Regions from separate parts of the Homo sapiens genome. Here region 2 is linked to region 1. A link is an interaction called in ENCODE POLR2A ChIA-PET data of the cell type or tissue named here. Cell type or tissue: K562. All regions are shown on one strand. Links, peaks and the distances in the headings refer to the core of each region. The heading gives the core; the rest is flanking DNA. Region 1 has its middle 81 kb from the start of RASSF10. Region 2 overlaps LINC00958 (long intergenic non-protein coding RNA 958).

Region 1 (2,924 bases), core at 130-2,629:
GGCTTCCACTTCTGTATTCCATTAGCACCAAATATTTATTGCAACAACTCCACACTGATGTAATTGTTTGTTTTGCTTTTCCGGTTCACCTACAAAACTGTAAGCTTTAAGAGAAACTATGTAAACTCTGTGTCCCCAGCACAATTCTTGGCACATGAAAGTCACTGAAAAAGGTTTTGCTTTCTGCCCAAATTCTCTTCTCAGGCAAATGGCAGCTGTGGGCTTCACCTAGGGCAGGGATCAAAGCAAGGAAAACTTCACAGAAAAGCTGCTACTCTAGCTGAGTTTTGAAGAACATGAGAATTTGTTAGGTAAAATAGAAGAATGAGCTTACTGGGAGGAGAAAGCAGTATTTGCAAATACAGCAAGGCATGAAACAGCATGATGTGTCCAGGAAACCACAAGGAGCCCCATCAAGGTGGAGCAAAGGCTGAAGAGGCAGGAATAGGCAGGAGAGGCTGGTCTGGGCAGATTATAGAGAGTCACATGAGCTAACTGAAGACTCCAAATTCAGCTTAATGCCAAAGAGAACCATTGCAAATTTGTAAGCAAGAAAGTAGCTTGGTGATATTTGAATTCAAGGAAGGTGACTCTGGTTGCAGAGTAGATGATGGCTTGCTAGAGGACAGGATCTTCTAGCATCCATTGTTGCTGATGGGAAGTCTTATGTTGGCCTGACTTTTATTCCTTTGTCTGTGGCTGTTTCATTTCTTTAGAAGTTTTTTTTTTTTTTTAATGTTTCTAGGTGTGGATTTTTAGTTTTTGTCTTGTTCAGAGCTTCCAGGGCCTTCAAATTCTAAGTCTCATGTCTTCCTTCTACTATGGAAAATTTCCTTGTACTATTTCCTTATTAATTCCCTCTCCCTTGTTTTTTTTTGTTCTGTTCTCTTTTGAGGACTCCCACTGGTTGGACACTGGATCATTTGTGTCAATTCTTTATATTTCTTCTGTTTTCATTCATATTTGTGATAATTTTAATAGCTCTCACATTTTAAAATATTTTCTGGACTTTATCGTCTAACCCTAACTTTTTTTTTGTTTTGGCAATTAATTTTGTTTTCATTTCCAAAATCTTTCTTTCTGGTTGTTGTTTTCATAATGTTACTCTTAAAATAATTATTTTATGGCTATAACATTGTCTCAATATTTTTTGAAGATATTAATTAGAATTAGAATTTTCTTTTTATAGCAAGTTTTCTTCTGTTCTAAAGTACGTGTTTCCTTTGAAGTAAGTTTATTGGTCAATCTTGGCCTTTCTTTTTAATGTCAGGTTATTTAATGTCTGTCTGGCTGTGCCATTCATGGTCCTCACAGGAAACTGATGATGAATTTCAACTGAGTATTCAAGGAGGGTTTAATAAAGAGAGTATGTACAAAGGTGTGAGGAAAGTGTAGAGAAACCAATGAGGGATGGATAATGCAGAGTCTTGGGGCTAGCAATTGCTAGAAGCCTCCTTATCTTCCTTAGGCCAGAAAGGGCAAGAGGAGGGAGTTCCAGGAAGCCACAGCAGGTAGCTGCATAGGGAGAGTTATGTGACAGGAGCTGTGGCCTCTTTTAGGGGGACGTAACCAACCCACAGCAATTCAGAAGGGAGGGACCCAGCGAAATCAATATTCTGACCTCACTTTTCCTGCTTCCTTCCATCTCCCACCAGTACTTTCCACTGACATTACCCAACAGGAAGCTGGGGTGCAAGCAAGACCATTGATGCAGTCCACAATTGCCAGCTTCCTGGGTACAGAGCAGGGAGGAGAAGGGCAGAGAGTAGATCTGGAGGGACAGGAAGAAGGTAGCTGGCACAGCAGTGGTCCTTGGTTATCTGTTACATTGCAAGTTGAAACAGTAGAAGACTGGGAGTTCTGGGGTACACTCAGTGTTAATAGAGGTGACACTCATTGTTGGTGGAAGTGTGGGAATCTTGTATACTGCTGGTGCAAATGGAAATCGGTAAAATGTTTGTAGAAAGCAATTTGGCAGCATTAAGAGTTTTAAGGCTTATAACTTTGATAACCCTGATAAATCAATTCCATCCCAAAAAGTGTATAATAATGAAATCATAAAATATGCACAGATGTAAATACAAGAATCTTCATTGCATTATTATTTATAACGGCAAAATTTTGTAAAAATGATAAGTTCTAGCAATGGGGTTAAATAAATTAAATAAATTACAGTACAGCTATAGGACTTGAAAAGCATGTTTTAGATTTGTGCTGTCCAGTAAGGTAGGCTCTAGTCACATCTGGCTACTGAGCACTTTCCTTGTGGATAGTCTGAACTCAGATGTGGTATTAATATAAAATACACACTGGCTTTTTGAAGACTTAGAACAAAAAAAATGAAATGTCCTATTAACATTTTTTATATTGATTACATGTTGAAATGATAATATTTTGGATATATGGGTTAAATATTATTAAAATTGTTTTGATCTTCTTTTCCTTATTTTGTAAATGTAGTGATTAGAAAAATTAAAACATGTGACTTATAGTATACATCTTTAAAAAAATTTTTTTATTATACTTTAAGTTCTAGGGTACATGTGCACAACGTGCAGGTTTGTTACATAGGTATACATGTGCCATGTTGGTTTGCTACACCTATCAACTCGTCATTTACATTAGGTATTTCTCCTAATGCTATCCCTCCCCTATCCCCCAACCCCCTGACAGGCCCCTGTGTGTGATGTTCCCCCTCCCTGTGTCCATGCGTTCTCATTGTTCAACTCCCACTTATGAGTGAGAACATGTGGTATTTGATTTTCTGTTCCTGTGTTAGTTTGCTGAGAATGATGGTTTCCAGCTTCATTCATGTCCCTGCAAAGGACATGAACTCATCCTTTTTTATGGCTGCATAGTATTCCATGGTGTATATGTGCCACATTTTCTTTATCCAGTCTATCATTGATGGACATTTGCGTTCA
Region 2 (2,924 bases), core at 280-2,779, 100 kb after region 1:
GAACTATGTTCATACCACTGCACTCTAGCCTGGGTAACAGAGTGACACCATCTCAAAAGAAAAATTTTGATGAGAATTATTGGAATAAATCTGTTAGTTATGATACATATGGAGAGAGAGGGGGAGAGAGATAATTGATTATTGGATTCTCTTTGTTTTAGAATTTTATTTATTTATTGACAGAGTCTCACTTTGTCACCCAGGCTGGAGTGCAGTAGTGCGATCTTGGCTCACTGCAACCTCCATCTCCTGGGTGCAAGCGATTCTCCTGCCTCAGCATCACAAGAGCTGAGATTACAGGCGCACACCACCACGCCCGGCTAATTTTTTGTATTTTTAGTAGAGACGGGGTTTCACTATGTTGGCCAGGCTGGTCTTGAACTCCTGATCTCTAGTGATCTACCCACCTCAGTCTCCCAAAGTGCTGGGATTACAAGTGTGAACCACTGTGCCCGACCAGTTTTAGAATTTTAAATGTAGTTATAAATAAAATGGGTTCTTGCCTAATTTTGATACCAAGTTAATTCCTTTTTAACAGAAATATTTTTTAATATAGTGTACTTGTACTTTCTAGCCTACAAACAAATTTTATTTGAAATTTTTAAAAAGCAATTTAATACTAATACTTATTGGGCACTTGTCAACCATTAACCACAGTACTAGGCACTTTGCACCCATCATCTAATTTAATCCCCACAACCCTGTGAAATAGACTTTTTTTTTGAGACGAAGTCTCGCTCCTGTCACCCAGTCTGGAGTGCAATGGCGTGATCTCGGCTCACTGCAACCTCCACCTCCCGAGTTCAAGCAATTCTCCTGCCTCAGCGTCTTGAGTAGCTGAGATTACAGGCACCTGCCGCCATGCCCAGCTAATTTTTGTATTTTTAGTAGAGACGGGGTTTCACCATGTTGGCCAGGCTGGTCTCGAACTCCTGACCTCAGGCGATCCACCTGCCTTGGCCTCTCAAAGTGCTGGGATTACAGGCGTGAGCCACCGTGCCCAGACAAAGTAGACATTTTTAATCAGGTTGATTGAACATTAGGATACATTTTCTACCAATAATAGCAACCATTTCTTGAGAGCTAACTGTGTGCTCGACACTCTTCCAGGCACTTGAATTTTCACTTAATCTTCACCATAACCCTGAAAGTGAGGCTTTATTCTCCCCAGTTTCCAGATGAGGACCCTAGGGTTTAAGATGGTTAAGTGAATCATCCAAGGGCATAGAACGAGTGAGTGGCAAAGCTAAGCTAGCCTTGGTCTTCTGCTTCCAAGTACAGAGGATCCATGCAACCCCCAGATCAGTACCAGCCCACTGAGTTTATCCACTCAGTCATCAGTCTGCAGCCCAGGAGCTAAAATAATTCATCCCAGTCATTTCAAATTTTAAAGTTCTTAATGGAGGAATTACAGTCACGTGTGCCTTAATGACAGGGATATGTTCTGAGAAATGCTTCATTAGGCAACTTCATCATTGTTGTGCAAACATCATATAGTGTACTTACACAAACCTAGATGGTATAGCCTACTACACACCTAGACCATATGGTATAGCCTATTGCTGCTAGGCTGCAAAGCTGTACTGCATGTTACTGTATTGAATACTGCAGGTAGGGTAGATGTAACACAATGGTAAGTATTTGTGTATCTAAACATACAAAAACATCATAGAAAAAATGGTATTATAATCTTATGGGACCACTGTTGAATATGTGGTCTGTCGTTGACTGAAACATCGTTATATGGTGACTTGACTGTATTTACAAAGCAGGGTAAAGGGAGCAAACACCAACAGACTACCGTATACGAATCCAGTAAAGAAACAGAAACAGAAACCAACTAACATATGAACAGAATCTAACAGAATGCATTGATTCGTCAGGGACACCGACTTAACATCACATGGTAGAAGACCTCTACGACAGCTCCCAATAATCTCTGCCTCCTGGCAGTCATGCCATCATATAATCCTCTTGTGCATGGAGTAGAATATAACAAAAGTGATGGGGTGTCAATTCTGAGATTAGATTGCAAATGAATCTGGCTTCCATCTTCCTCACCCTCTGTTTCTCTCTCACTTGCTTGCTATGATGGCAGCCTGCTTCCATATCGTAAACTGCCTTGGAACCAATTACCACTACCAGGGAGACAAACTATTGCTTAGAGGATGCTGACAGGAGCAGCATGCCAAAATTGGAAGAAGTAAGTCTCTTCCTCTTCCTCCCATCTACCTTTCCTTTAGTGCGCCTATTCACAGAACCAGCTGGTAAAGGAGTGATGTGATTATAGAGTCCCAGCCCCAGCATCAAAACACAGAGCATAGAAGGATGGGCTTGCAGCTGAGAAATCATAACTGACCATCTGGTCCAGTCCACCCCTTTGGCCCCTCATTACTCATATACACCCTTCTATACACACTTGAACTTCCATACAACAATATGGTTTTACGTCTCTGCCTAATAACATGCAACTAGCCTTTGTACAAATGTACTCTTACCTCTCCCAGAGAAAAAAAGACAAAAAGACACAAAATCCCAAAAGTAATTGTGTTCATTTCCAGATGACAGTCACAGTATCTGTCTCTGGGTGACATGAATATCAGTCTCGCCTGATCATTTAGTTACAGTCCCATCTGAACGTTCTGTGATCTAGAGGCTAAATTTTAATTTTGTATAAGATGTTTGTATCAGTAGTATTTACCTTAGTGAAAAATAAGAAACAAATCAAGTATGAGGCAATGAAAAACAGGACATTGGCTCATACAGACCTGGTTTAGATCAAATAGCTCCACAGATAGTAAACTTGAGTGTGCGTCTTCAATATTGTAAACCTCAGCTCTTGAATGTGCAAATTGGAGTCACAATTCCTATCCCACAGATAAATTAAAGAGTGTTCTGCTGAATGATAGTATGCCTGTGAAGTA

Evidence for each region. Peaks named below come from ENCODE experiments on the same cell type or tissue, not always from the same donor. Only the 100,000 strongest peaks of a DNase experiment are listed, where the experiment ranks them.
Region 2: POLR2A ChIA-PET joins it to region 1 with 5 read pairs; 1 of 35 experiments calls an interaction of 5 or more read pairs at or near these places.

What each region holds. Positions count from the first base shown.
Region 1 is chr11:13,089,125-13,092,048 of GRCh38, reverse strand. No RefSeq gene overlaps it. Among named protein-coding and RNA genes, the nearest start is that of RASSF10, 81 kb to the right of the region's middle. In K562, for the core only: no CTCF peak of the experiment used is centred there; DNase peaks (open chromatin) are centred at 438 and 1,488; H3K4me3 peaks cover 246 bases.
Region 2 is chr11:12,985,319-12,988,242 of GRCh38, reverse strand. All of the region lies in intron 1 of LINC00958 (long intergenic non-protein coding RNA 958), which reads left to right. Among named protein-coding and RNA genes, the nearest start is that of LINC00958, 2.8 kb to the left of the region's middle. In K562, for the core only: no CTCF peak of the experiment used is centred there; no DNase peak of the experiment used is centred there; H3K4me3 peaks cover 2,004 bases.